Regions from separate parts of the Homo sapiens genome. Here all the other regions are linked to region 3. The links are chromatin loops, found by intact Hi-C in ENCODE. Cell type or tissue: natural killer cell. All regions are shown on one strand. Each heading gives the region's core, and the rest is flanking DNA. Links, peaks and the distances in the headings are about the cores only. Region 1 has its middle 61 kb from the start of IGSF11-AS1. Region 2 holds the start of TEX55 (testis expressed 55). Region 3 overlaps ARHGAP31 (Rho GTPase activating protein 31). Region 4 overlaps B4GALT4-AS1 (B4GALT4 antisense RNA 1).

Region 1 (7,522 bases), core at 889-5,888, 470 kb after region 3:
TCAAAACAACAGAACAAGTAACGCTTTTGAAAATTCTACTTTAACAGTCTGCCAGTCTCCAGCAATTAGCACATAACCATGTCCCAAAGACACTTCCTGACAAATAGGGAGTCAAGGGGATGCAGTGGGAAGAAATATGCCGCAAAAACAGTCATCTGCAATGTAACATGAAATGGTGCAATGTTTTTTGTTTTTTTCTTTTTGCTTTGTGTTGTTTTATCTAGGTTAAAATGTAGGTGATGTTATAGGATGTGCATTACACTTTTTCACTTTCTTGTTACTTTTAGATCTGGGGCATTGATTGTTCAGTAGCTGTAGGGTGACACTTACTGCAAATTCTATGAAACTGCAACCCTTAAAAATTCAACATTTGGGTTGAATATTTGAAGCGTGATGAATTAGTAATGACAGATCCTACAAGCCCCACATGAAAATCAGTTTCACTGTGCCATGGAATACTCATTCTTCTTTAATTGATGTGCTTCTGTAAACGGAAAGCCAGTTATGAATTATACTTGAGTGCTCACACTGTGCCCTGTGCTGCCCCCAGGTGGTGGAGGAGGCAGTGGGCCGACTGGGTGGTGCACTGGATTGGAATCATCACATTGCCAGCTGTGTGCCACTCTCTAGCTCTCTAACTAAACCCTACCTTGCCTACACAACTGGATTGTTATGTGGATTAAATATTGTGTATGTAAAAGCTCTGTAAATTCTGTGCATAAAGTGGTTTGCATTTTGCATATATTTATAGATCTAACTTACACCACAAGCCTGGTAAGTAAGTTGTCTTTTATCCATATGTTGAAGACAAAAAAAAAAAAAAAAAGCATAGGAAGGTTAATTGGCACAACATCACAGAGACACTAAGTGGCAGAGCTGGGATTTGAATCCCAGCTTCAATATGGCTCCATAGTCTTATGTTGTTGTTATTTATACTATACAATCTCTGTGTAATTTTTTATTGCTATGTAAATTATCAGAGTTTAGTGTCAGGAAAGCACCATGAGGACTGAGGTTGCCTCTCAAAGGCAACTATAGTTGAATGAAGGAGCTGAGCCTAAGATTACTAAATCTGAGCTTCAGAGCAAATGTGAGCTCTACAAGGGAAAAAGCACAGGGCATGTGGTTAAAATTAAATCTAAGCTCCAAGGGGCCTGATGGAGGAACAGGTTAGACCCTCAGAGGAATCCGGGATCTGGCCACAAGCATTGAGAAGCTGGCTAAATGGACTTGCAGATTCAGAAGTGGGAATCCAGTGGAATTCCACTCCTGTGATACTATGATTATGGTGTAAGTAGAAAAAGAACTGGTCATCAAGGTGTGACTGGATGGACAGCTATTAGTACCTTCCTAATCTCCCTTGCCTTGGGATTGCATGGAATCCAGGGTTTCTGGGCTGTTTAAATCTACAAGTGGCAGTTAAATGGATGTATGTGATGTGTGCCACATCCCTTCTTTTGGAGACCCATCTTCCTTCATTCTGTGTGGCTCGGGTGGGGCTGAACAGCCTCTTCATTCTACCCTCAGGTCCAGAGAGGAGCATGTGGCCAGGCCTGGGCAATCAGAGCTTTGTTTGCCTGAGCTATTGAAAACAATGTTGGTTAGAGTTGGTTCCATTCCCCTGGCCTCAGTGATTGATTCATGGAGGATCATGTGACATCATCAGGACCAATCAAAGCTATTGAAATTGCATTGTCTTTTCTTCTGTGACTGTGAGGTGTAAGCACAACATAAGCTGCAACTACATGTGGGCCATCTTCCCCAAAGTATCTTTTTGGAGAGGATGAGCCCAACATGCAAAGAAATGCAAAACTTAGCACACACCATACTATTTATTTAAGTTCCTGGATCCAGCCCTATGTCAAGGGTCTAGCTTTAGATCTGCACTGTTTAATATGATTGTCATTGGCACATGTGGCTATTGAGCACATAAAATATAGCTAGGCCAAGTTGAGATGGCTGGAAATGTAAAATGCATACCACATTTTGAAGATTTTGTACACAAATTTTCAAATGTCTCAATAATTTTAACATTCTGATTACATATTCAAAGTAGAATAATTTTGGATATACTGAATTTAAAAAATACATTCCTAGAATTAATTTTACCTTGACCTTTCAGCTTTCCAAAGTGTGTCTACTGGTAAGCACTTTTAAAATTATGTATGTGTCTCACACTATATTGGCTAGTGCTTCAGAGACAAAAGCCAATCGCCTTTTTCACTAATTCTAATTTGACTTGAGTTTTTGTCACTTGCAAATGACAGAGTTAGGACAGGCCCATATTGGGTCCCAGCTTGGGAAGTTAGGAAGACACAGGACTGGGAAGCAGAGTCTTGCCTAAGTCATCAGGTGGAGATCGCAGAACATTTGGCTCTCCATGTAAGTGGCTTTTGTGACCTCCCAAATCACATTTCTTTTCCTCATTTTTCTTCTGAGTTCTAGGCACAAATTTCCAGATACCGGCTAGATCTTTCTCTTTATCCATTCCATTACCACACAATCAATATGTGCATAAGCAAGCCTCCAGGTCCCTGTGCTCAACCGTACTGAAAGATTCAGTCATCCTTGACCTCACCACCCTCCCCTGCCTTTTGATTTCCAATCAAAAGACTTTTGCGCCAGGATGAACTTTAAGTTCCTCTAGTTGGGTATAATCTCATTTCACAGATATAAAAACTGATGAGTCAGAAAGCCAGTGGAATCATTCTCCATGCTCTTTGCCTGCCATGGCCCTTCCCCAGTGACAGAAGCAGGCAATTTCTTGATTTCTGCCTCTACCTTTCCCTGCCTCCTCTGACTTCTCTTATAGCTGCTTGGGTTAAATAATCTGCTTGATCACACTGCCCCCTTGTGGCACCAACAAATGTTGGTTAGTAGTGCTGAGCAGAGGAACCCAGGAAAAGTGGAGTCAAGGATTAGAGAAGCTATGTTAATTTTATCTCTGTTTGCTTATTTGTTGTTATGCAAGAGGAGGCATATATTTTGGACTCATTTACTTATCAAATTAGTATTAGAGAACAAGCCATATTCAATAAGTTAAAAATAACATACTTCAATGTTAAGGGTGAAAGAGAAGAAAGAAATAGAAAGGGAATCATTAGGAGTAAGAGATGAGGACAGACCTCAAGAGTGAGACAGAGAAAGAATAACAAAAGGATATTTTCAAAAGAAAGAGACAAGGAAAGATGCTGTGAGAAGCACAGAGACACACAGGAAAAGAGACCTTTAAATGAAAAAAGCAGTCACTGCAGAGTGAGTGTTCCGCAGAGGCCAGTGTTGTCTTCCCAAGAAAGATTTCTAGAGGGTCAAGAGAAGGGCTGGGGTCCTTTTTGGGTGGTGATAGAATAGATGGGCCAGCTGAGGGAAATCGTGAATTGGACTTAGGGAACTTACAGCTCAGACTCTGGACAAAGCTAGGCAGGCAGGGCAGGGTGGATGGTTTCAAATACAACTTGATGTTCCCTCTCATAGCTCCTGAGGCTTAGTGCCAAAGGGCTGTCTCTCAACTTCCTGTGGAAGGCACTGTAAGAGACTGAAGATGGAGGTTACCAATGGAAGGGTACACTAGAAGCCAGTGACAAAGCATGTCCCTCCTGTGTCAGACCATATTTGTCAGCTCCAGCTGCCATAACAATCTGCTATGGACTTGGTGGCTTAAACAACAGAAATTAATTTTCTCACAGTTCTGGAGGCTGGAAGTCCAATACCAAAGTGGCAGCAGGATTGGTTTCTGGGGAGGCCTCTCTTTCTGACTTGCATGTGGCTGCCTTCTCCTGTGCCGTCTCATGGCCTTCCTTCTGTATGCACATGGAAGGAGAGTGATCTCCAGGGTCTCTTCCTCCTCTTATAGGGACACGAGTCCCATCCGATTAGGGGCTCACCCTTAAAACTTCATTTAACCTTAATTACCTCCTTAAAGGGCCTGTCTCCAAATACAGTCACATTTCGGTTAGGGCTTCAACATATGAATTGAGGCAGGGGATGCACAATTTATTCCATACCAGGACCATGTTAGAACATTGGAACCTTGGTGATAAGAAAGCCTCTCCCACCTCCACAGTGTGGCAGGCACGGGAAAGAGCAGCAAAACACCAAGGGATGGAGGGATATGACAAGGAGGTAGCAAGGGGCTGGAGCAGGTGGCTGGGGGGACGAGGTCTGCTCCTTCGGAGGTTGTCAGGTCTTCTCATCATCTGCCATGCAATAGTGATAGGAAGAACAGGGTAACTTCAGTCCTGGGGGGATCAGAGGTGGAATTTTCTCCATTACCATAAAGATGAACTTGTAGTGACTCTCCAGCACAGTGACCCACTCATAGAGCTCTATCATGGAAAGGGAGGAGCTCTGGCAGAGTGGGGCTCTTAGCATTTTCACTGGCAGAGGCTTGGTTTTGTTTTTAAAATTATTCATACCTTTCTCAGGCTTGTGAGAGGTAATCCTCTGCACCACTATCCTTTTGTCTCCCAGTCCGCTTCAATCCTCACCTGTCTATCAGCCCCCATCACTTGCTGTTTGTTTACCTTACAAGTGATGGGGGCCGATAGACAAGTGAGGATTGGCCAAGGGGAGTAGGAGAGAGAGAAAGAGTCAACCATGCCCCCGACCACAGCCATGCCCCCCCCAGCACACACAGATGAGCCCCACATAGATAGGCTAATGAGCCTGAGGTACTTTCCGTAGCAGAGAGTCTTCATTACCTGACCTTCTGGTTTAGCGTTGTTAAAGTCCCTAATGCTAGGTGGTGTTTTCCCTGTCATGGTGTGGGGGGAACTGTGGCTCTTGTTCCTTGCCCCTGAGATATAGACAGCATTGAACCGAATACTGGGATCTACTTTTGGGACTGGGAGTTCCTCTGCATTCACTCGTCATGCAGCAAAGTTGGCATAAAACCAGCTGGAGGACCCTCTCATGGTGAGAAGTGGTTAGTTCCAAATGCACCCAAAAACCAGCCTCTCCTCAAACCTGCGAGGAACGTAATGGAGCAGAATTATAATTAGTGTGATTACATATCAGATACAGTTGGTAGAAGAAGAGAAGCAGATGGTGACTGGCAGCTCACACTCAAAAGAGGCTGGGCCTTTTTGCAATTGGAAGAGGAGAGGCAACAAAGGGGCTGAGAACTAGTGAAAATAATCAAGTTGCCATTTAGGTTCAAACACCTTGAAGGTTATGCCTAATCCATTTAGAAAGCAGGCACATCCAGATGAATTTCACAGAGTTTGGGGTCCCCTGGCCGGTAGCCACCTTTAGTGGATATACATAGCTACTTTATCAGAGGCAATGATAGGAGAAGACGCAGCAGGAAATTTTCAGAAGTGCAGCATATCCACAACAAAGTAACTCGTGGACACCCCTAAGGCTTGTCTCTTCCCTCCCTCACATGCAGATGCATGAGCTAGAATGTAAGCAAAACCCGTTCAGTAGCAGAATGACCAGAGTAATCCACTCTACTCTGGAGGGTTTGCATCCAAGTAGCTAAGAGCCACTGCACAGCTGACCAGCAGGTGGAAGAAACAGGAGTTTAGAGATTTCCATGAGAGAAAAGTAAGGGAATCAGTACTGGGCATTTCAGAGGAGCTGTCCTGCCCAAATGTGAAAAGTAGAAATGGCCTTTCTGCCTTAGTGGTCAGCGAGCTCAGAGAAGCAGCTGGGCTCCTCTTTCCTGGGCTGTCTGCTTCCCAGAGTTCTCGCCTTCTGAAAGTCCCATTTGCTGTTGCTGTTGTCTGAGATAGAGTTGAAAGCCCAACACTTTGGGGAGAAGGTTATTTCTTTGCAAGGTTTATGACAATTAGTTTTAGTGGTTGTTAAGTTGGCTATCACAGTGTTCAGAGTTTCAAGGTTAACATGCCTTTAGGTCACACTCCACATGCCACAACTGCTTATGAGACTGGCAACCAGTCCTGGGTCTCTGAAATTGTGGGTGGTGCCTCTGAAGACACTTGTCTCCTGAGATTCGGCCAGCCAGATGGTTCTGCCTTTACCCTACAATCGCAGCAACCCCAGAGACTCAACTGACTTTTTGTTGCTTACTTATATTGCAGGAGAAGCAATTCATCAGGACCTGCACACCGAACTAAACTGTCACAGAATTTTACAAAGTTCAAATCCTTTTTTACTTTAGGGTAGGAGTTGGCATACCTTTTTTGTAAAGGATCAGGTGAAAAATAGTTTAGGCTTTGTGGACCAGTTTCTGTTGCAACTACTCATTTCTAACATTGTAGCATAAAAGTACCCATAAACAATATGTAAATGATTGAACATAGCTATGTCCCAATAAAACTCTATTTACAAAAACAGGGAACTGGCTGGATTCAGCACACAGGCTATAGTTTGCTAACCCCTGATGTGTAACATTAAAAAAGAAATAATGCTCTTCTTTACCTGATACCATCACCAGAACAGCCTATATTCCATAATTGCCAAGAGAGATGTGAGAAACTTGAAAATTAAATGTATTTTGGCTGGGCACAGTGGCTCACACCTGTATGCCCAGCACTTTGGGTGGCTGAAGTGGGAGGATGGCTTGAGCCCAGGAGTTCAGGATCAGCCTGGGCAACATGGTGAAACCTCATCTCTATAAATTATACAAAAATTGGCTGGGTGTGGTGGCTCACGCATGTAATCTCAGCACTTTGGAAGGCCAAGGCAGGAGGATCACCTGAGGTCAGGAGTTCGAGACCAGCCTGGCCAACATGGTGAAACCCCGTCTCTGCTAAAATAACAACAACAAAAAACTAGCCAGGCATGGTGGTGGGTGCCTGTAATCACAGCTACTTGGGTGGCTGAGGCAGGAGAATTGCTTGAACCTGGGAGGTGGAGGTTGCAGTGAGCTGAGATTGTGCCAGTGCACTGTAGCCTGGGTGACAGAGCGCAACTCTGTCTCAAAAAAACCAAAAACCAAAACACAAAAAGTAAATATACAAAAATTAGCTAGGTATGGTAGTACACATCTGTAGTCTCAGCTACTCAGAAGGCTGAGGTGGGAGGATTGCTTGAGCCCAGGATGTGGAGGTTGCAGTGAGCTATGATTGCACCCCTATCCTCCCACCTGGGCCAAAGAGTGTGACCCTGTCTCAATTACTTTTTTTTTTAAATTTTGTGGCTCAATAGGTTTTGGCCCTTGATAAGAAGTGGTGTGTATTCCTGATCAATTAGCACTTGAAAGCCCTTTTGGGAAAGAGTTACTGAACAGCGCTCTAAGTGTGCTCCCTGTTGTTCTTTATCAATAGAAAAGTCAAACACCAAGATTACATGCCTCTACCTCGTAAATATGGGCACGATGGAACAATCCAGTTTCAACTGTACCCTATTTATAAAATGAGTCTCAAAAAGGTTCGCAGGTAAAAATAGAAGTAAGGATATCATGAAGTATGTCTTTGTCATTTCTCTGTCTAGATATCTGTCCAGGCTGAGTGTGTGGTGTTGAAGTCTCCAGCTATTACTGAATTAGGGCCTGTCTCTATTTTTAGCTCTAATATTTGCTTTATATATCTGGGTGCTCCAGTGTTGGGTGCATGTA
Region 2 (7,522 bases), core at 1,024-6,023, 210 kb after region 3:
GTCTGTGGTGAAGCTGGTGTAAACAAACCTACTTTGCTACCAGTTGTATAAAAATATAGCACACGAAGTTATGTATAGTACATCCTACTTGAAAATAAATGACTATGCTGCTGGTTTATGTACTTGCTATGTGATTTATTTAGAATGTACTCTGTCTACCTATTTAAAAAAGTTAACTGTAGAACAGCAGGGAGGTTTTTCAGGGGGTATTCCAGAAGGCATTGTTATCACAGGAGATGACAGCTCCATGCATGTTATTGCCTCTGAAGACCTTCCAGTGGGACAAGTTGTGAAGGTGGAAGACAGTGATATTGATGATCCTGATCCTGTAGGCATAGGCTAATGTGTGTATTTGTGTCTTAGTTTTTATCAAAAATGTTTAAAAAGTAGAAAAATAAAAGTAAAAAAAATTTAAAAATAGAACCACGGTTACAGAATAAGAATGTAAAGAAAAACATTTTTGTATAGCTGTACTATGTGTATTTTAAGCTAAGCATTATTACAAAAGTCAGATTAAAAAAAATTAAAAATTTATAAAGTAAAAAAGCTACAGTAAGCTAAGGTTAATTTGGTTTTGAAGAAAAATATGTTAAAAAATTTAGTGTAGCCTAACTGTATAATGTTTCTAAAGTCTACAGTATTGTACAGTAACATCCAAGGCCTTTACACTGACTCACCACTCACTGACTCGCTCAGAGCAACTTCCAGGCCTGAAAGCTCCATACATAGTTAAGTACTCCATAGAGGTGTACCATTTTTATCTCTCATATGGTAATTGTACTGTATGTTTTCTATGTTTAGATACACAAATACTTCCCATTGTGTTACAATTGCCTACAGTATTCATTATAATAATGTACAATACAGGTTTGTGGCCTAGGAGCAATAGGCTATGCCATATAGCCTAAGTGTGTGGTAGGCTATATCATCTAGATTTGTGTAAGTACACTGATGTTTACACAGTGACAAAATTGCCTAATGATGCATGTTTCAGAACTCTCAGAAGATATCCTTGTTATTAAGCAACACGTGATGGTATAATACTTCTGCCTGGATTGCCTTTTTCTCTTCTTTTCAATTGATAATATTTTGTCCTTCCTTCCTAGACTGGCTATTTAACCCTTGGCCAAGTTTTTCCCTATCAACCAACCTACCTGATCTCTAATCCCTCTGAATGGCTTCATATGATGGTATCATCTATTTGGTGTTTATCATTTACTACTTATGGTAACTACATCTTAATGCACTTATTGTCTTCTCAATTAGAATATATCCCTTTTTACAGAATACACTCTTTCTTGTACCTCTTGAAAAACTTATAATTAAAGAGAGGAATTGAGAGGTTTACCTGGAATATTTGCAGAATGTGGTGTTTTTCCATGTATTGGAGTGAAACTTGGTAAGGATCTTCATAAACTATAGAAGGGAACCTTCTATAAGTTTGATTGCGTATATGATAACCCTTTCCTTGGTCAATTTCTGAAAATTCATCCTGAAATTTAAATCCCCCCACCAAAAAGTCCTTAGTAAACCTGAAGGGCCTAGGAATTGTCATTATCAGTGAAACCTGATGTTGATGAGATCTTAACACAAGGAGTTGGAGAAAATACACATTTTTAAGAGAGACTTGGATAATCCTCCAGGTCTCCAGGTGCAATATAATGCACCTCATGTCCTGGGAGGTACCTTAGGCATTGCCAATCAACTTCAAGTACTTTTTCCTTCACAGGGATGTCTAATCAACTCCAAATTCCCTTCTCCTGGTAGAAGCCCAGAGAGGGAAAATGACTTAATATCACAGAGTTAGTTGCAGAACTAGGACTTAAAATGCAGGTTTCCTGAATCCTGGTTTATTAATCCTTCCTGAATGGCCTTTGGGTAGTAGAGAAGGCAATAATTCTCTTTTATTTCCCATCCTTCTCTTGCCCTTCCTGAAATTATGGGTCACACATACCACAACATGTGGGTTTATTCTTTATCCTTGATGCAACATGTGCCCTTCCGTTGTACCCCTATTTTTACTCTCCAGGCCCCGTCTAGATCTCTGATCTCCCAGGTAGGTATCAAATGCCCATTTAACTTACAGATTTGGTTACTATGGCTTGAGTTTTTTCTTGACTGCTGGTATAGTTCAATTTGGATGAGATGGAGGGGAGTCTTGGGAAAAGAGCTTGGTCTTTTGCTTGGAAGTTACTGGTGAATCTGGCATCAACTGGGTTGTAGGGTGGGATAGTGGTTGCATTCTGAGTTTCCATTTCAACTGAAGGCTTGGAATTGAGGTCTACTTGGCTATCCTCAAATTTGCAGGGTTGTACTCTGTAGTCAGCCTCTTTGTCCTCTTTGCTGTTGCCTAACTGGGGAAATATTCTGTCTTCAGACTGGCCACGTGTTTCATAGTAAGACAGCTGGTCTTTATGATTAGCTTGTCTGTCTGCTAAGTGGTCAGTCTGGTCAGATTCAGTGTAGTGAGCATTGTCAACTGGAGGTTGATCAGCATTACTATGAGCTTGGTCAATAGCCTGGTGTTCAGCTAGTTCAGTGGCTTGGCCGTACACTTGGTGGTGAGTCTTTACAGATGTTTTGTGGTCAACGAGGCCATACAATCTGAGGTCAGTCTGCTCAGAAGTTCCTGGGTCAGCCAGGCCAGCCAATCTGTAGTCAGTCTTCTCAGAACTTCTTCTCCTAACTTTCCCTGACATTCTGCGGTCAATCTGTACGGAAGGTCTTTGGTCAGATGGTACGGACGATCCACTGTCAATCTGTACAGAAGGACTTTGGTCAGATGGGACGGATGACCCACTGTCAATCTGCACAGAAGGTCTTCTCTCAGATAGTTTGGATAATCTGTGTGTAATCTGCTCAGAAGTTCTTCGCTCAGCCTCGCCAGACATTCTGCGGTCCATCTGCTCGGAAGCTCTTCTCTCAGACTGGCCTGCCATTCTGTGGTCGGTCTGTCTGGAACCTCTCTGGTCAGATGGCATAGCCAGTCTACCATCAATCTGCCCAGAAGTTCTTCTCTCAGCCTGGGTAGGTAATCTTCGTTCAGTCTGTTCAGCAGTTCTTTCCTCCGTCAGGCCAGACACCTGACCATCACTCTGTTCATGCTGTACATTATTAGCTTGGCTAGATGCCTTGCCTTTAGTCTGTTCAGACGGTGTTTGATTAACCTGATCATCTGCTCTAAGGTCAGAAACATCAGCAGGGTTGGATGCTCTGCGGCCAGCCTGACCAGGTGTACTATGCCCATTTTGTTCAGCTACTCCGTTGGTAGCTTGGCTAAATATGCTGGATTCAGCCTGGCTAGGCACTCTTAGGGCAGTCTGGTCAGCTATTCTGTGAGCAGTGTGGTTATCTGCCTTCCTTTCGGCCTGGTTCTTCTGGTCGTCTTCTTCCTGGCCCTTAGTGTGGCCAGCACTTGAGGGAGCGGCTGGGCTTTCATGTTTCAAGGGTTCAGCCAGAGCCTCTTGCGGAGGCTCTTCCATTTCCTGCCGCGTCCCTGACTGGTCTAGGTTGCCAGGCACTGTGGGTGGGGTTGGGCTGGGTCGTCTAGGCGACCCTCCAGGAACGCCCCATGATTCCCACGGGCTTTGTTCGGGTCACTGCGTGCGTCAGGGAGAGTGGCCGTCCCGCTGTTGTAAGTGGAGGGACGGCAGTCAGCTGACCCTGCAGTGTGCAGGCGAGCGCAGGGAGTACGCCATGTCCTGAGAAGGGGCGATTCTCAGGCTCTGGCAGTTACAGCTTCTCCTCACCCTGCCGAGCAACCAGGCCACGGGGCTCCGTGCATCGCCACCTAGAGTGTTACCCTCTTCCTTGTTCACAGAGGTTCTCCGCAGTGTGTGAGAAAGAGGCCCTCTCTCAGGTACTGCTCCTCTGATTAACATCCCCCACCGCACCTCCAAATGTCAACAGATGAACACACAACCAGCTGCACGAGGACCACAAAACTGAACAGAGGTTGTTGCTATTGCCATCCCCTTTGGGTATAGCTGTCTTGGCAGTGGAAACTCCTGCCCCAAGGTGTTTTCTTGCTGGATTAGACATGTGATCTGTGGCGGGAGAGCCAGAGAGAGGAGAGAAGATCCAGTGAGAATGGGTTCTAAAACTGCACCATCTAGTGGTCTTACAGCAGAGAGGCGAGTTAGAAGGAGGCCAAATCAGAGTTCCAGAAAGGAAGGGAGTAAGGAAAGTGGGAGAAAGATACCAGAAGGAATATTTAGCAAGTGGAGAATTTGTATTTGATAGTGTTGGCCAGTGGGGCCCAGTTTTTGAGATTTGGTCCTCCCACTTTGCAATCAACCTTAAGAATGCACCTCAGAGTCAGTAGGCTGTCTACTTTCAGGAGTAGGCCAGTACAGAGGTGGTGATTGATGAGACAAATTACTTTGACCTTGCAAAGCCTGAAATCACTGAGGCAGGCCAAGGGTTGGTAGTGTGATGCCAGATATTCCTTTAGTAGGGATTTAACTGCATTAAACAATTAGAAATGAGACTTAAAATCCAAATTCAAATACTTGTGACAAAGGAGAGTGGATACACTTGACACCATACTTAGGAATGGAAAGGGGAATCTAAGCACACTGAAGTAAAGTCATTTATGTAACAGTGCCTAGAACATAATAGGTGCTCAAGAAGTGCTTGTTGAATGTCACTTTATGAATTATCTACCTTATTTATTTAAAAATGCATGACACCATTGGATACTGTGTTTAGAGTAAAATAGGTCTTGGGCTATGGCTTGTAGCTTCAAAGTGCTATTGGTTTTGGAGATTTATTTTTCCATTTTATAACTTAAATGTAATAATCATAGAAATATAAAAAAGAAAGCGTAAAGAAAAAAATTCCCAAACACTCAAGAGATAACCTGTATTGACATTTTGATGTTTATCCTTCTGGAAATACCCCCATGCAAATCTATGTGTCTATATCTATAGGTATGTATATATTTTACAAAATGATGATTTATCAATTTGAGATCTTTTTTTTAAATGTAGCTGTTTTATAGTTACAAATTTCCCTCTGAGCTGATGCTTTTGCTGCATCTCTCAAGTGTTTGGTGTTATGTTTTCATTCATCTGAAGATATTTTCTCATTTTCTGTGATTTTTTTTTCTTTGACACATTGGTTGTTTAAAAGTATGTTGTCTAGTTTCCAAATATGTATGAATTTTCCAGTTTTCCTTCTCTTATTGATTTCTAGCTTCATTCTGCTGTGTTCAGAGAAGATACATTGTATGGTTTCAATCTTTTAAAATATATTAAGGCTTGTTTTGTGGCCTACCATATGGTTTATCCTGGAGAATATTCCATGGAAAGAATGTGTATTTGCTTTTGTTGGGTGGAATGTTCTTCATATGCGTTAGGTCTAATTGGTCAATAGTGTTGTTCAAGTCCTATATTTTCTTACTGGCCTTCTGTCTAGGGTTCTACTCATTATTCAAAGTGAGAAACACAAAAAATCAGCCGGGTGTGGTGGTGTGCACCTGTGGTCCCAGCTACTGGTGGGCTGAGGTGGGAGGATTGCTTGAGACCAGGAGGTTGAGGCTGTCTGAGCCATGATTGTGCCACTGCACTGCAGCCTGGGCCACAGAGTGACACCCTATTTCACACAAAAAAAGTGGGGTATTAAAATCTCCAACTATTATTGTAGAACTGTTTCTTTTTCCCTTCAAATCTGTCAATGTTTGCTTCATATAATTTGAGCTTGTTGTTTTCTACAAATAATTATTTTCTATAAATAAATATTATAAACAAGAAGAAATAAAGTCTTCTTGTTTAATTGACGCTTTTATCAATATATAATGCACTTCTTCGTCCCTCATAACATTTTTTGACTTAAAGTCTATTTTGTCTGATAATAGTATAGCAGCTCCAGCTCTCTTTTGGTTATTATTTGCATGGCATATCTTTTTCCCTAGTTGTATTTTCAACTTATTAATGTCCTTGAAACTAAAAAGAATCTTACACTATATAGTTGGATCACATTTAAAAAAATCTATTTTGCCAATCTTTGTCTTTTTATTGGAAAGTTTAATCCATCTACATTTAAAGTAATTACTGCTATGGAAGGACTTCTGTCATTTTGCTATTTATTTTTACATGTTTTCTGTTCCTCAGTTCTTCCATTACTACCATCCTTTGTGTTTAGTTGATTTTTTTTATAGTGTATCATGTTGATTCCTTTCTCATTCCTTTTCTGTATATATATTTTTAGTTATTGTCTTAGTGGTTACTTAGAGATTACAATTGGCCTCCTAAACTTATAACAACCTATTTTGAATTAAAACCATCCTAGCTTCAATGGTATACAAAACCCTGCTGTTATATAATACATGTCTGTCTCTACTTTTTTGTGTGTTATTGTTGTCACAAATAGCATCTTTATACAGTGTGTACCTATTAACATAGATTTATTATAATTATTTTGTACATCCATCATTTAAATCATACATAAAAAGAGGTTCAAACCAAAAATACAATGCTGGCTATTAAATCACCTATATAGATACCAAAACCAGTATTTTTTTATTTCTTCATATGGCTTCAAGTTACTATATCTTTCATTTCTACTTGAGGATATCCTTTTAGAATTTCTTGTATGGCAGGCCTACTATAGATGAACTTAGGATTTGTTTATCTGGGAATGTCTTAATTTCTTCTTTATTTCTGAAAGGTAGTTTTGCTGAATGTAGAATTTCTGGTTGATGGTATTTTTTTCAACTGTAAATATGTTGTCTTACTGCTTTCTCACTTCCATGAATTCTGCTGAGAAATTGACTGTTCACCTTCAGTATCTTAATATGTGAGGAATCACTTCTTTTTTGCTCCTTTCAATATTTTCTCTTTCAAAATGTCTTTCTCTTTTGAAAGTTTTATTGTCATGTATCAGTGTGGATCTTTTATGTTATTCTTTTGGAGTTTGTTGAGCTTCCTGAATGTGTACAATCATTTCTTTTATCAAATTTGTAACATTTTCAGCCATTACTTCTTTAAATATTTTTTCTTTCCCTTTCTCTCTCTCCTCTTTTTCTGGAGCTCCCACCATGCATAAGTGGTACACTTAAGGGTGTCTTATAGGTCTCTGAGGCTCTATAAATTTTTCTTCATTCTTCTTCCTTTTCTTCAGGCTGAAGAATTTCAATTGACCTATCTTCCCCTAGCTCTTTGAACATTTTTAAGACAGTTGATTTAAAGTTTTGGTCCAATATCTGTGCTTCCTTAGTAGCAGTTTATTTTAATTTCTCCTAGCCATACTTTGTTGTTTCTTTGCATACTTCATAATAAAAAAACAAAAGGTAAAGTCTGGACAGTTTGTATGTTACTTGCATCATTCCGTGGGCATGCATGTGCTTTTCTGGATGTCCAATACATGCAGACACTTTTTTTTTTTTTTTTTTTTTTGAGATGGAGTCTTGCTCTGTCGCCCAGGCTGGAATGCAGTGGCGCGATCTCGGCTCAGTGCAAGCTCCGCCTCCCAGGTTCACGCCATTCTCCTGCTTCAGCCTCCCGAGTAGCTGGGACTACAG
Region 3 (7,522 bases), core at 1,557-6,556:
GTGCACATAGCTTTTGACCCAGTCATTCTTCTTCTAGAAATTTATCCCACAGATATTCTTGTACATGTGACATGTAAGGTATGTGCAAGGCTATTCATTACAACAGTTTTCATAATTGCACAAGATTGTCATCAACAGCAGGTTGCTAACATAAATAATGGAAGATTCACATAGTGGAATACTATGTGGTCACTAAAAAGAATGAGAAAACTTTTATGTACAGACATAGAGTGGTCTCAGATATATTGTTAGGCAGACCAGAATAATGGTATGCTAGCATCTGGTTGTTTTTTCTTTTTTTTTCTTTTTTTTTTTGAGACAGAGTCTTACTCTGTCACCCAGGCTGGGGTGCAGTAGCACAATCTCAGCTCACTGCAACCTCTGCCTCCTGGGTTCAAGTGATTCTCCTGCCTTAGCCTCCTGAGTAGCTGGGATTACAGGTGTGTGCCACCACACCTGGCTAATTTTTGTATTTTTAGTGGAGACTGGGTTTCACTATGTTGGCCAGGCTGGTCTTGAACTCCCGACCTCAGGTGATCTACCTGCCTCGGCCTCCCAAAGTGCTGGGATTATAGGTGTGAGCCACCGTGCCCAGCCATGGTTTTTTTTGTTGTTGTTGTTAAGAGAGAATGAAAGATTAAATATGCACATCTATTTATATATGCATTCAATATCTATGGAAGAATACATAAGAAAGCAATAATTTTAGTTGTCTACAGGAAAGAAACTGGAAGCTGGGGCTAGCCCTTTGAGTAAGAGAGAGACTTCTCACTGTATATTCTTTTGTACTTTTGAATTTTGAACTATAGGAATATATTACCTTTTCTGAAGAAAATTGTCGAATAAATTTAATCCTGCAGATATTTACTGCAAGCCTACTCTGTGTCTAGCACCAAGTGTGAGGTGTTGCTTGTTTCTGATTCATCTCCATTACTAAGTTGTGAGCTCCTTGGGGACAATGAGGACAGTCCCGTGTCTTATTCATCTAGAATAGCCTTGAAAACAGAAGTACTCTCTATTCACAATAGCAAAGACTTGGAACCAATCCAAATGTCCATCAGTGATAGACTGGATTAAGAAAATGTGGCACATATACACCATGGAATACTATGCAGCCATAAAAAAGGATGAGTTCATGTCCTTTGTAGGGACATGGATGAAGCTGGAAACCATCATTCTGAGCAAACTATCGCAAAGACAGAAAACCAAACACCACATGTTCTCATTCATAGGTCGGAATTGAACAATGAGAACACTTGGACACAGGGTGGGGAACATCACACACCGGGGCCTGTCGTGAGATGGGGGGATAGGGGAGGGATAGCATTAGAGATATACCTAATGCAAATGACGAGTTAATGAGTGCAGCACACCAACATGGCACATGTATACCTATGTAACAAACCTGCACGTTGTGCACATGTACCCTAAAACTTAAAGTATAATAAAAAAAAAGAAATTAAAAAAAAAAAAAAGAAAACAGAAGCACTCAAAATGTTTTCCTGAACAGGAGCTTGGTCATTTTTCTCCAGATGGATTTTCTGGGCTCCTTTGCTATCTGGATTCCTCAAAGAAAATAGTTACTAAGTGTCAAGCATGGCTTTAGGTGGGTTTTTATTTGTTTGTTTGTTTTATAGCATTCTCCATTCTATAACTGTAGACAACCCATGAAACAGACAAAATGATCTCCATTTTGAAAATAGGAAAGTTGATTCTCAGAGAGAATAGATAAATTGCCCAATGGCCTGGAGCTAGGAAGTGCCAGAGTTGGGATCCAAACCCAGGTGTGTGTGCTGCCAAAGCCCATGCTTTTTCTGTGATACCACAAGTGATGAAGAATAGAAAAAGCCCCAAGCTACACCTACCATGGTTCAAACACTCCCCAACAGGAAGGCAGGTCCTATAGTGGCAACTTTGGAGGTGTGATTTGAGGAGAGTGGATTGGCTCCTTGCCGTTGACTGCCAAAATGCCTGAAATCCTACCACTACAGGTCTGATCTTTAAGTGTTCAACAGCTCATGGTTAATATCTATTTTTAAGTTCCTTTTGAAAAAAAAATAGCAAAAAAGTTTGAAAAATTAAAATTATATATAAATATAGAGTACAGAATGTCTCTTTAAAAACTACCTCTTCCCCAGTATATTAAATAATAAAAAATGACACACAATGGCAGGTGGATCACCTGAGGTCAGGAGTTCAAGACCAGCCTGACCAACATGGTGAAACTCCATCTCTGCTAAAAAATACAAAAAAAAAAAAAAAAAAAATTAGCCCGGCATGGTGGCGGGTGCCTGTAATACCAGCTACTCGGGAGGCTGAGGCAGGAGAATCACTTGAACCCAGGAGGCAGGCGGAGGTTGCAGTGAGCTGAGATGGCACCACTGCACTTTAGCCTGGGCAACAAGGGCGAAACTCTGCCTCACACACACACATAAAAACCACACACACACACACACACACACACACACAAACCACACACACACACTGAAATGTTAATAGTAGTTACTGCTAAGTGGTAGAAAATCAATGATTTTTGCTTTTCTCTATTTTTAATTTTGCTTTTCTAAATTTTCTGTGAAGGGGATATAGTAAAAGCATTTTTTTTAAAAGAAAGAAATGGGATTTTACAAAACAAGTTTCATTTAGGAAGATGGAGGGGCTTCTGAAATCAGTGACCCAAGTTCTAAATGTTTGCTGAAGTCCTTTCCAGTGACCCTGTTGAGGTTATTACCCCTTGTGAAGCAGAAATATTTGCCCAACCTGCTGGCCTGGGATGGCTGAGGACTAGCTCTGCTATCCTGCTGAGCAAGGCAGCCTGGAGCCCGGTTCCCCGGGTGGGGGTCCCTGCCCTCCTCATTTTTAGGCTCTCAGATGCCAAGCCAAACCAGCACTTTCCTGCAGAGGTGTCCAGGTCCTCCTCTGGTCCACTCTGTGACTTATCCCTGCCGGGGCCCTCAGGTCTCTGCTGTCAATGCTGTCTCTTTCCCAATGACAGCGATTCTCCTTCTACCAAAGCAGATGCACTGAGGGCCCATCTAGAGGAACAAAAGGTAATAAGATCTTTGCCTTCAAGAAGCCAAGAAGGGAATGGGTAATTATTGTGAAACTAGTATGCAGTGGTCCCTGAGCTACACACTTTTTTTTTTTTTTTTTTTTTTGAGATGGAGTCTTGCTCTGTCACCCAGGCTGGAGTGCAGTGGTGCAATCTTGGCTCACTGCAACCTCCGTCCTTCCAGGTTTAAGCAATTCTCTGCCTCAGCCTCTGGAGCAGCTGGGATTACAGGCCCATACCACCATGTATTTTTAGTAGAGACAGGGTTTCACCATCTTGGCCAGGCTGGTCTTGAACTCCTGATCTCGTGATCCACCCGCCTTGGCCTCCCAAAGTGCTGGGCTTACAGGCGTGAGCCACCGTGCCCAGCCTAGCTATACACTTCTTATCCATTATTTGTACCCAGTGCAATCCTCACAGTCACCTTATGAGGGAGGTATTTATCTCTGTTTTGTAAATGAAGAAACTGAAGCTCAGAGGTATTACGTCACTTGGCCAGTATGAACATATCAAACAAAATATGCTAAGGGCCCTAGACAGGCACAAAAATTGTAACAAAAGTTCTTTTAAAAAGATTACAGCTGGTGGGGAAGTCAGGCAGAGCTTTTAGATGTTGAACAAGAACAGGAAATTGTGTGCGTTTTTAGAGAGCCAGCTGTCTTGAGAGGGACCACGTTGGGGAGTGCTGAGACAGGACCCTCATGCTCAGGGGCTCACAGTGTTGTGAGCTAAGTGGATAAACAACCAGTCAAGGTGCTGCAATAAGAACTCTGACACTGGTGCAGAGGAATGATTTGATATGATGTGAGATGCTATCATATGATGTAATTGACGTGACGCAATATACATTACAATACATGCAGACCGCTCATCTAAGTGCCTAGCATATAATAAGTACTTAGTAAATGTCATACACTTTCTTTTGGGGCAGGAAACAGAGAATAGTATAAACAAGGTGAAAGGCAAGAAATAATGTGGTGAATTCCAGGAATGCTGACTAGACCAGTCCAGTGGAAGAGAAACATTAGGGAACTTGGGGGCATTTTTACTGACTGTCTGGGAAGATTGCATTCTATCTTGATCTCTACTTCCAGATAAATCTTTCTAAAACACTACCTTGATGATAAAGCTCCCCTACACCAAAACAATCAATAGCTTCCCATTGCCTGTAGAATAATGTCCAATACTGGCAGCTTTGGGACTAGACCTTCAGCTTCCTCATCAGGGCCAACCCTGAAGTTCTTCCCTTCAAAGAAATAGGCTTTTGTGTGTGTGTGTGTGTGGGAAGAGGGAGGGGAGGTAATCTAGAAGAAAAGACTTGCCACAAAAAGAAAAAAATAAGGAGTCCCTTTAGGGTCAGAAGGGACAACCTCTCGTGGTTCGTCAACGAAAGGGGAAGTGAGAGGACTCACTCTTCTCTAGCTGTTGCCTGAAATTTCTTTAGGAAAGGTAAGAGCCTATCTGACTCACACATAAAAGACTGGTTGAGAGTGATGAAAGTGTCTGGGTCCACAAGTCATCAGTAGCGAATGAGCCAGTGGGGAGAGCTTAAGAGGGACTCCCACAGGGTGCCTCTGGGTGTGTGTGTTTGGGGTGGGAGTGGTTGTGGCTGAGGAAGGGTGGTGCTGAGTAGAGAAAAAGATTCAAATGCTGTGAACATAGAAAACAAACCTGCAAGACATCCCCATGTGACCTTGGTCTTAGAGCTGGCCCTATTCATCTTGTACATAGAAACTGTACAGAAGGGTTTTGTCCCATTGATGAAGCTGCTGTGCTTTGTGTAATTGATAAAGGCTTATGTGGTTCATCCTTTCTACTGTCTGTGGAGAAAGCTTTGTTATTAGGAGATTTGTAGGGGGAGACATCACTCACTCCATGGGGCTGCTGATGGAGGACAGAAAGATCTCAGTCAATCCCCAGCACATTCCTAGGCAACAACAACTCATTTAAAATCATTTAAATCCTCAGTTTAACTGCATAAAGCACACATCAGTGGAATCACCTGATCAAAGTTTTATTTACTGGATGAGCAGCTTTCTTGCCACCTGCTCCTTGGGATACCACTGGTGGAGGCTCTTAAGTGCTAATGGATACAGAGAACGGCCGCATGTGCCTGAGAGTGAGCCCCAGGGGAGAAGGTCGTGAACTGAGCAGATTAATGAGAGAGAAGCAAACTTGTTTCTTGAACTGTATGCTTCACTAACACTGATCATCTTAAGAATGAGGACAATGTAAATTTTTTTCTACTCTGAGTGTGTCCAGGCCACCTCTCTTTTTTTTTCTTGCATACCTCATGGGTGCTTATGGGGATGAATTAACCATCATTATTTCATTTAATTCTTAAAACTCTGAGATGTAGGCATTACTACTCCTATTTTCAGATGGGAAGCTAACATTCTGTATGGTTAGACAACTTGTCCAAGCTCAAACAGCTAGTGGCAAACTGGGGTGCAGTTATAAGTCTGTTTGAATCCAAAATTCATGCACTTTCCAGTACATTTTATAAGCATAACCTCCACACTAGGGAAACCAAGTCACAGACCAAGAATGAGGAAGACCAGAAAGCAGCAGAAGGTAGAGACTGACTTCACAACTAAGTGCAACTTGATGAGAGAGAACGACTTAGATAACAAATTAAGAAACATGGATTCTTGCCCTAATCTACACGTATGAGATTCTTGACCTTTTAGGAGAGTAACTTTCCTCTTCTTTGAATTCCCCTAGGTATCTTCCAGGCAGTAGGTGCTGGGGTACCCAACAGTTACAGCAACATGAACCAGTTGTATGTCCTCCAGCAAATCAGCCACTGCCAGCCTCAGACTTTCATCTGTGCTAGAAACAAGTTCTGGATCCAAATGATTTCTGGATCCTTGTGTTTCTTCCAGGTCTAACCTCCTTCTAGGATCTGTCAGCTTCTTGGATGACACTGGGAGGAGAGGCTGGGCTGGAAATTAAGAAGGCAGATTCGGTTTCTATCTGCCAGTGTTCAGGTCCTGACTCCTACCAGCTCTGGTTTACAGCTAGGTCTTTCAGGACAAAACATTAGGGTAATTTTTTGTTTGTTTGTTTTGTTTTTGTTTCTCATTTGTACTGTTAATGGTTCCCCAGCTCACTCCACCCATATAAACGGAAATTTCTGTTAAATAAAATATAAACTTCAATCTCAAGAGGTTTATACATATCTCCTTTGCTATGGCTAGACTCCCCTTAACCCCAAGGCTATTTTTATTTTTACGGGGGCTGGAATCCTCCAGGGACTTAGCTCTAAAAGACGCCTAGTTCATCTGAAGGTCCTCTCTGCACTGATCTCACCATGCCCTAAGAGTGAGAAATCCCTTTTGCTTATTGTACCCTCTGGTTTCCCAGGCTGTAGAGCTTCCTAATGGTTTCCAGACCTACGGCACTATGGGGGCTTCTCGTTTTTGTATTTTTCTAAAATCAATTTTACTGACGGGAGATGGGGAACATTTATAAAAAATGACGTCATCTTGGGCCAGCTACGACTATGTGAAGAACAGCCAGGTAAAGCTTATCAGTTCCTCGCTGTGCCCCAGCCCCCACACCAGCATCCTTTCATTTCCTGCCCAATATTCCCGAGCCACAGGCAGCCATTGTTTCCAGAACCGCTTTGCTTGGAAGCCTTGGTACTGAGGCCTCCCAGCGCTTCCTGTTGTTACCAGGCCTCTCTTTCCTGCTGAAAACAACGGCACTTCCCTGCAGTTTGTAACCCTTTTCAGGCAATTCATTTCTTCCATGAGCTTGTTCAGTGTTTGCAAATGCAGAGTGCTCATTACATTTATTTTAGTTAACAGTTTTCTTATTCTACAAGTAGTGCAAGTTAAAAATAAAGATGAGCAAAAGAAAAAAAATCACCAAATCTCATCCCCTTCTATTAGCACTGAAATCTCTTTGGTGTTCATGCTTTAAGATTATCCATCTATGTAAAGAAAATTTACCACAAGACTCAGGGCTTGAATAGATGACCATTCTCAATAGTGGAAATGGAAGCAGGGAAGCCTGCCCAGAAAGCATTCTCCTGGAGGTTCTCATATATTTCTGAGCAAAAGGGCCTCCCAGGAGCTTAAGAAGAGTGCAGACTCCAGGAGATTCCCCTGCAAATTCTCAGGACTACACTTGGAGATCTTCTTTAAATAGTTTGTTAAATTTGGGAGCGGCTCATGGGGCAATTGAAGAGGTCAGGGAGGAGGGACAGCCCATTGTTATCAGGACTCCAGGAATCTCTTCAATCCAGCTGCCTGCCAGCTGCTCCAATGAGCTTTTGAAAACACAGATCTAATTGTTTGTCTATAGCAAGGAATGCTAAGTTCTTCGTGACCCCTCCCCCAACATCACCCTCTCTAATCAGGTAAACTCCTCACAGTTCTCTTCAGAACACCCCTTCTGCCTTTGCATTCTCCGTCCAGGATGTAAATTGTCCCCAGGAGATGCTTCTCTCCTGCGTTCTTCAGA
Region 4 (7,522 bases), core at 1,541-6,540, 77 kb after region 3:
GGGTTTGAGATGATTTCTCTTGCCTCTTGTGCTGTATCTTTGGAGTTCCCACACTGGACAGAGTCTTTGGGTAGAAAAACCTTCATCTCTCACAGAATACAGCAGTCCTCAGGAAAGAGAATGAACTGTCCATTTGACTTATTTTTAATAATCTTGTTATATTTTGTTGCCTCATTCTGCCCTGCTCCCCCTCTTGCTCTGTTTCGCACCCCTTTGGGAACGTTGCCTCTTTCTAGCTGAACCAGGGAAGGAGCAGAACCCTGAGCTCAGTCTGTCTCCCCCCAGGGTCTCTGAATACTGGAGCCAGCGATTTTCTTAGGTGGGTGGGGATCTGTCCCGCCCCGTTCATTGTGTTCCATGGTTTCCTGTCCACTGCCTGTAACCCTTTACCAATCTGCCAGGCGCCTCTTAACACAAAAGGGAGGAGATGGGGGAAGGGAGTACTGAGGAAAAACATCCCTATAAATAGCCCTCTTGAACAAAATTGTTTTCCCCAATACACAGTTGTTGTTAGGCCTTGATGCCTAGTAATCTGCCTCTGTACGCTCTTCCCCTTCCATTTCAGCCCTCCCTACAGGCCTGGTTTTCCTACTCAGTCCTGTCCATGAGATGGAGGTGCTGTAAAGGTTCTTGTAAACATTCGTGTCCCCAGAGGCTCCTCCCCAGCTCTGGGCACACAGACTGTGGACTCAGGCCAACCTGGGCTCCATGCCTGACTCTGCCACTGATTTGCCCAGTGGTTGGACACATGACTTAACTCCTCTGAGCCACAGTTTTCCCATCTGTTAAATTGGAGTGATAATATCTACCTTGTTAGACTGTTGTGAGGATTAAATAAGATAATGAAAATGCCTAGCACTTTGTTTATACCGAGGTAGAAGCTTGATACATAAATGAGAGTGATTTTTATTGTCTTCTCACTGAGCGATTCTTCCATTTCCTCCATCATTATCCAGTTTATTCATGTCTTTTTCACATTTCCTTATCCTGATCCCTTGTCCCATGTTAAATATATTTATAAGACTTTAAGTTTATTTTATTGTCATTAATTTATTTTTACCATTCCCAGTTCCAACATAGTTTGAGATGATTTCCTTTACACATAAGTGCTTAGAACCTGGAAAATTTTTCAGAAAGGGCAAGACTGTTTCTTGTAAAACAGTTTTTCTTTCTTTCTCTTTCTTTCTTTCTTTCTCTTTCTTTCTTTCTTTCTTTCTCTTTCTTTCTTTCTTTCTTTCTTTCTTTCTTTCTTTCTTTCTTTCTCTTTCTTTCTCTTTCTCCTTCCTTCCTTCCTTCTTTCTTTCTTTCTTTTTCTCTTTCTTTTTTTTGACGGAGTCTTGCTCTGTCACACAGGCTGGAGTGCAGTGGTGAGATCTCGGCTCACTGCAACCTCCGCCTCCCAGGTTCAAGCGATTCTCCTGCTTCAGCCTCCCGAGTAGCTGGGACTACAGGTGCGTGCCACTGCCCCCGGCTAATTTTTGTATTTTTAATACAGGCAGGGTTTCACCATGTTGGCCAGGCTGGTCTCGAACTCCTGACCTCAGGTGATCCACCCGCCTTGGCTTCCCAAAGTGCTGGGATTACATGCCCGAGCCACCGCATCCGGCCATAAAACAGTTTTCTAACACGGAGGGCACATTGCTTTTTGTGGGCTATTTGGGAAATGGTTTTGATTGTGGCTCACACTTTTCTTACATCTCTGGTATCCCAGGACCTGTTTTCATTCCCATCTCGGGAATACAGTATGCAGAAGTTAGTTTGGAGACAAGAGTTATAACAGGTCAAACATACAAATTACCCTCGATATATATTCGCTCCCCTAAAGTTGTGAACATTTGTAAGTTGGATAATATAGGCCTGTTGTTTTTCATTCTACCTTTTGGATATATGTTTCCAAGCTTGTGGTGGGGGGGTGGGTAGAAGTGGGGAGAAGGGGTTCCACTTTGTAATCAAAATCACACTTGAATCTTAACATTTATTTCAGAGAATATTCTTCTTTTTTCAACCTTCAATACACAAGTATTTTAATCTCCATTTTGATCTTAAAAGAAGCTAGTCAAATACACACAGATCTCATTTACTTATGTGCTTTCTCAAAGTAAGATGCATATGTATGCATGTAGGTATGTATATATCTATATCTATTTCTATATCTGCATAACTCACATTAATTTGATTTTGTGGAACCTGATTATTTAAAGCAGCCACAGGTTTCTGTTCTAATTCTAGGTATTTAGCAGAACTTTTCCTTATTTAAAAATTTTTTTTGAGACAGGGTCTGTCTCTGTCACCCAGTCTGGAGTGCAGTGGCACGATCTCGACTCACTGCAGCGTCCACCTCACAGGTTCAAGCAATTTTCGTGCCTCAGCCTCCCAAGTAGCTGGGGCCACAGGCCTGTGCCACCATACCTGGCTAATTTTTATATTTGTAGTAGAGACGGGGTTTCACCATGTTGGCCAGACTGGCCTCAACTCCTGACCTCAAGTGATCTGCCCGTCCTGGCCTCCCAAAGTCTTGGGATTACCAGCATGAGCCACTGTACCCGGCCAGGTATTTAGCAGAACTTTTTCAATTGGGTATCCACCTGGATGTTTTAAAAAATTTTCTATAATATTAACTTGCCTAGATTTACTCTTGAAAAGGATTCCCCCATACACCCACATTGCTCAGATAGTCCTGATTTCAAACATTCTGCCCTATAGTCAAACCATGTGCCAAAAGATGTGTTCTGATTTTCGCTTTAGAAAACATGGCTAATGTTTTGAGTTGAACTGTGTGCCACCAATTTCAAATGTTAAAGTCCTAACCCCTAGTACCTCAGAATATGACCTTATTTGGAAATAGGATGGGTACTACTAATTAGTTAATATGCAGTCAAACTGGAGTAGGGTGAGTCACGAATCCAGTATGGCCGGTGTCATTATAAAATGGGAAATGTGGACATCCTCCCTGTCTACTTACACAGGGAGAATGACATGTGAAGATGTGAAGATGAAGGCAGAGATTGGAGCGACGCCTCAAGCCAAGGAGTGTCAGACGTTGCCAGCAAGCCACCAGAAGCTAGGGAAGAGACATGGAACAGATTCTCTCTCATAGCCCTCAAAAGGAACCAACCCTGCTGGCACTTTGATCTCAGACTTCTAGCCTCCAGAAATGTGAGATGATAAATTTCTATTGTTTAAACCACCTGGTTTGTGACACTGGCAGCCCTAGCAGATGAATACAGCCAACATAATTAAGGAACAGAACTAGCCCCCAGTCCTGCAATGTAATCTATTACTTTAATGATCGAATTGGTAGCAGTCAAACCTCAGAAGTCTTTCTTGGTGGAGCCCCCAGTAAATACCTGTATCTCTAGCTGGCACTGAGATTAAGCAATTTTATACAAATGCTGGTTTCAGCAAGGAGCTCCAGTGGAGGTAAAGGAGGATAGTTTCGGAAACAGCCAAGGATTCACCTGACTATAGAGGTTGCTGGGAGGTGGGAGGTTGCGGGGCTCCTTCCCACATGCTTTCATGTTTTCAAAGACTGTTCTTGTAGCACCAGAGACAGGAAGCTCTGTGGAGCCACTCTATCAGCCCTGTAGCCTCCCTGAGCTGGCTTCTCTGGCTCTGGCTCCCTGATCCTCCATCCCCACCTATGCCTCTGCAAGGGACTCAGTGAAGGAGCTATCTCCCTGCTACATTCTGGGAGCTGAGCACTGAAATTTTTAAGGAAATGTGCAAAGTCTGTTTACATACAACATTTATACATTTATTTGGCCAGCCAGTCAATAATTTACTAAGCATTGTCTGTATGCTAGGCCTTGGATTCGGTGCTGAGGACACAAAGTTGGAAAGACACCATCCAGGCCCTCATGAAGCCCTCGTTTTTGTGGCAAGAGAGAGATGCACTGTGCAACAAATGGTATGATGGGTATATTGAAGTTGGAGTACCTGATTGGCTGGCAGAGTCAGAGGGCCTCTTAGAGAAAGTGACCCTTGTGGAGACTTGAAGAGTGAGTAGTTGCTCCTGCAGATAATAGGGGAGAGGGTTTTCAGGACAGCAAGAATAGCATTTCTAGAGTCACAGAGGCGTGTGAGATCAGGACTTGCTCAGGGACTGGAAAGCAAATCAATGCGGTTGGGTGTGAGAGAGATTGGTGATATACCGGCTTGTCCATAAGGTGGGACTGTGTGTGTGATACCATTGATAGAGTTGATCCTTTAGTGGGGAGCCACTGGAGAATTTTGAGCAGTGCAGGCTCAACTACATCTGGCAGCAATGTAGGAGGCTGGGGAGGAGGGCGGAAAGCTACGCATTCTTCCTTGGTGCCTTCCCTCTCACGTTAGCGGAAGGTTGAAATGCATCCTGGATAAAATGCCGAACTTCCAGAATGGGACTACTTAGGCTCACACCCTATCCCCATCACTGGCTTTACTCCCACAAAGTTATGAAACCTAGATATGAAATCAGATGGTATAGTAAGGAAATTTAATTTACCTGCATTCATACTGTATTTTGCGTGGAAAATAAATCAGATTAGGTTCTGGAAATGGTGGAGTTATAAGTTTAGCCTCTATTCCTAGAAATGATTTGTAAGACCATCATCACAAAGCTAATTTGCATGCCCCTTAAACTGTATACAAAATCTTGGCCTTTTACGAATTGGCTTGAATTATTAAAGTGCCCTAGCCTTCCAGAAGGGTCACTCCAGTAATGGTTAACATTTGAGATGTGGGTTTGCCATCTAGTGGGCATTTTTGAATGTGTATGTGTTTTAAATACACATGCATCACACACACACACACACACACACACACACACACACACACACACTCTCAGAGTTTCCATCAGTAGTTCCTAATCTTTCTACCTCATCCCCAGCACTTAAAGGTCAGGATGGTACTTTGGACACATCCGCATTTGTAAAAGTGACTTAGTTTACATGTGGGAGGTATGAGGATGTTTTATGATGTGGGAATACCAGCATCACATGGAGGGTCTCTTCAAACTTTGTGTACTTCACATCTGCCTTTCTTGCTCCCCTGTGGCAATTACTAATCTAGAAAAAAGAGAGAGAGATACTTCACCACTAGAAAGGCACAGTGACTGCTCCATAGCAGATACTCGGTAAAAATTAGCTTCCTTCCTCTTCTCCCTATGACTTCTCTCATAAAAGCTATATTCCAAATTACAGCTTTAATAGTTTTGTGTGCACTTGGTGTGTAAAGCACTTTGTAGGCCCAGTGAATGCAAAGATGAATAAAACCCAGTCCCTATTTCTAAGATGCTTAGAGGAGAGAAACTCGTAGTTTTACAACTATATTCTAGCAGGCTATGTCTCAAATCTTTGACTGTAGTAGATTTTTTAGAAATAAGAATTTGGTTTTTCTTTAGAAGTAATAATACAATGATGCTGGCCTAGCATGGTGGCTGATACCTGTAATCCTAGCACTTTGGAGGCTGAGGCAGGCAGATTGCCTGAGCTTAGGAGTTCGAGACCAGCCTGGGCAACATGGTGAAACCCCATCTCTATTAAAATACAAAAAATTATCCGGGAGTGGTGGCACACACCTGTAGTCCCAGCTACTCAGGAGGCTGAGGCACGAGAATTGCTTGAACCGGGGAGGCAGAGGTTGCAGTGAAGCAAGACTGCACCACTGCACTCCAGCCTGGGTGACAGAGTGAGACTCTGTCTCCAACAAAAACAAACAAACAATAATGCTAGTTTTCCCAGACTAAGAAGAAGCATCCTTGTGATAAGGGATAAAATGAACATCAGGGACAGCTTGATTTATATTTGAAAGGACCGAGACTTAGAAGACAATAGGCCCAGAAAGAGAAGGGAGAGAAGTGGGGAGTAGAGGAAACTAGAGACAGTGTGGGATGCATTCTGTAAAGGTTTGAAGATGGGGGGAGAGAGTTTTAGAAGCAGCTACCATATGGTGTGAGATATTGAGAGGTTGGGCAAGAAGATTTTAAGAGGTTTTGTTATGTATTATAAATGGAATCCCCCTTTGATGCTTTCATGGCACTGAAGTAAAAATTTAAATTGCCTTTCTGTTATTTTTGGATATGGGTTAGTGTTTCTTTGGAAAATAGTACCATGCAGAGACAGGCTATGAAGTGGCTTAGCTTTATCTGGAAAACATAAATGTTCAGACCATAAAACTTTAAAAATAGATACATTATACTTTCCTCATGTGCCTTAAACCTAAAATTAAACAAAACCAAAATGATGAAATTGTATAAGGAATGTCTATTTTAACAGTAATACATGTACTTGGTTAAAAAATTCAAAAGTATAGAATGGCATTAAATGGAAAAAGAAAAACGTTTCCTGCTTTATTCTCCAAACCTCCCTTTCACCCCCATGTCTCACCACCCAAAGGTAACTAGCTTCTAAAGAGTTTGTTTTTAATTCTTTTTTCCCCAATAAGAATTTTTATTATTATATATTTTTTAAATTTTACTTTAAGTTCTGGGATACAAGTGCAGAATGTGCAGGTTTGTTACATAGGTAGACATGTGCCATGGTGGTTGCTGCACCTATCATCTGGTCATCTAGGTTTTAAGCCCCGCATGCATTAGGTATTTGTCCTAATGCTCTCCCTCCCCTAGTCCCCCACCCCTCGATGGGCCCTGGTGTGTGATGTTCCCCTCCCTGTGTCCATGTGTTCTTATTGTTCAGCTCCCACTTATGAGTGGGAACATGGTTTTCTGTTCCTGTGTTAGTTTGCTGAAAATGATGGTTTCCAGCTTCATCCATGTCCCTGCAAAGGACATGAACTCATCCTTTTTTATGGCTGCATAGTATTCCATGTATATGTGCCACATAGTATTCCAGGTACATGTGCCACATACATATACACATGTATATGTGTATATGTGCCACATTTTTTTTATCCAGTCTATCATTGATGGGCATTTGGGTTGGTTCCAAGTCTTTGCTATTGTAAATATGCTGCAATAAACATACATGTGCATGTGTCTTTGTAGTAGAATGATTTATAATCCTTTGGTATATACCCAGTAATGGGATTGCTGGGTCAAATGGTATTTCTGGTTCTATATCCTTGAGGAATCGCCACACTGTCTTCCACAATGGCTGAACTAATTTACACTCCCACTAACAGTGTAAAAGCATTCCTATTTCTCCACAGCCTTGCCAGCATCTGTTGTTTCCTGACTTTTTAATAATCACCATTCTAACTGGTGTGAGACGGTATCTCATTGTGGTTTTGATTTGCATTTCTCTAATGACCAGTGATGATGAGCTGTTTTTCACGTTTGTTGGCCACGTAAATGTCTTCTTTTGAGAAGAGTCTGTTCATATCCTTTGCCCACTTTTTGATGGGGTTGTTTTCTTCTTGTAAATTTGTTTAAGTCCCTTTTAGATTCTGGATATTAGCCCTTTATGAGATGGGTAGCTTGCAAAATTTTTTTCCCATTCTGTAGGTTGCCTGTTCACTCTGATGATGGTTTCTTTTGCTGTACAGAAGTTCTTTAGTTTGATTAGATCCCATTTGTCAATTTTGG

What was found. Hi-C counts contacts between places; a loop is a spot of excess contacts. Peaks named below come from ENCODE experiments on the same cell type or tissue, not always from the same donor. Only the 100,000 strongest peaks of a DNase experiment are listed, where the experiment ranks them.
Region 1: a loop joins it to region 3, with 11 times the contacts of the local background. A loop is called at or near these places in 12 of 110 quality-filtered maps.
Region 2: a loop joins it to region 3, with 4 times the contacts of the local background. A loop is called at or near these places in 14 of 110 quality-filtered maps.
Region 4: it touches region 3 in a loop (16-fold over the local background); 50 of 110 quality-filtered maps call a loop at or near these places.

What each region holds. Positions count from the first base shown.
Region 1 is chr3:118,877,884-118,885,405 of GRCh38, reverse strand. No RefSeq gene overlaps it. Among named protein-coding and RNA genes, the nearest start is that of IGSF11-AS1, 61 kb to the left of the region's middle. In natural killer cell, for the core only: CTCF peaks have their summits at 2,671 and 2,873 (motif pointing left); a DNase peak (open chromatin) is centred at 2,855.
Region 2 is chr3:119,142,150-119,149,671 of GRCh38, reverse strand. TEX55 (testis expressed 55) reads right to left here and starts at 3,507. Exons shown (of 3, transcript NM_152539.3): 1 at 2,085-3,507; 2 at 1,349-1,492. The coding sequence starts at 3,482. It also overlaps a transcript of IGSF11 not described here. RefSeq lists a silencer at 3,956-4,250. In natural killer cell, for the core only: a CTCF peak has its summit at 4,093 (motif pointing left); a DNase peak (open chromatin) is centred at 4,091.
Region 3 is chr3:119,349,424-119,356,945 of GRCh38, reverse strand. All of the region lies in intron 1 of ARHGAP31 (Rho GTPase activating protein 31), which reads right to left. Among named protein-coding and RNA genes, the nearest start is that of ARHGAP31-AS1, 30 kb to the right of the region's middle. RefSeq lists enhancers at 4,834-4,883, 4,681-5,378, 6,900-7,522. In natural killer cell, for the core only: no CTCF peak of the experiment used is centred there; DNase peaks (open chromatin) are centred at 3,505 and 4,605; H3K27ac peaks cover 359 bases.
Region 4 is chr3:119,272,329-119,279,850 of GRCh38, reverse strand. The region is part of intron 3 of B4GALT4-AS1 (B4GALT4 antisense RNA 1); the gene reads right to left. Among named protein-coding and RNA genes, the nearest start is that of ARHGAP31, 18 kb to the left of the region's middle. RefSeq lists an enhancer at 4,638-4,807. In natural killer cell, for the core only: CTCF peaks have their summits at 4,413 and 4,616; a DNase peak (open chromatin) is centred at 4,750.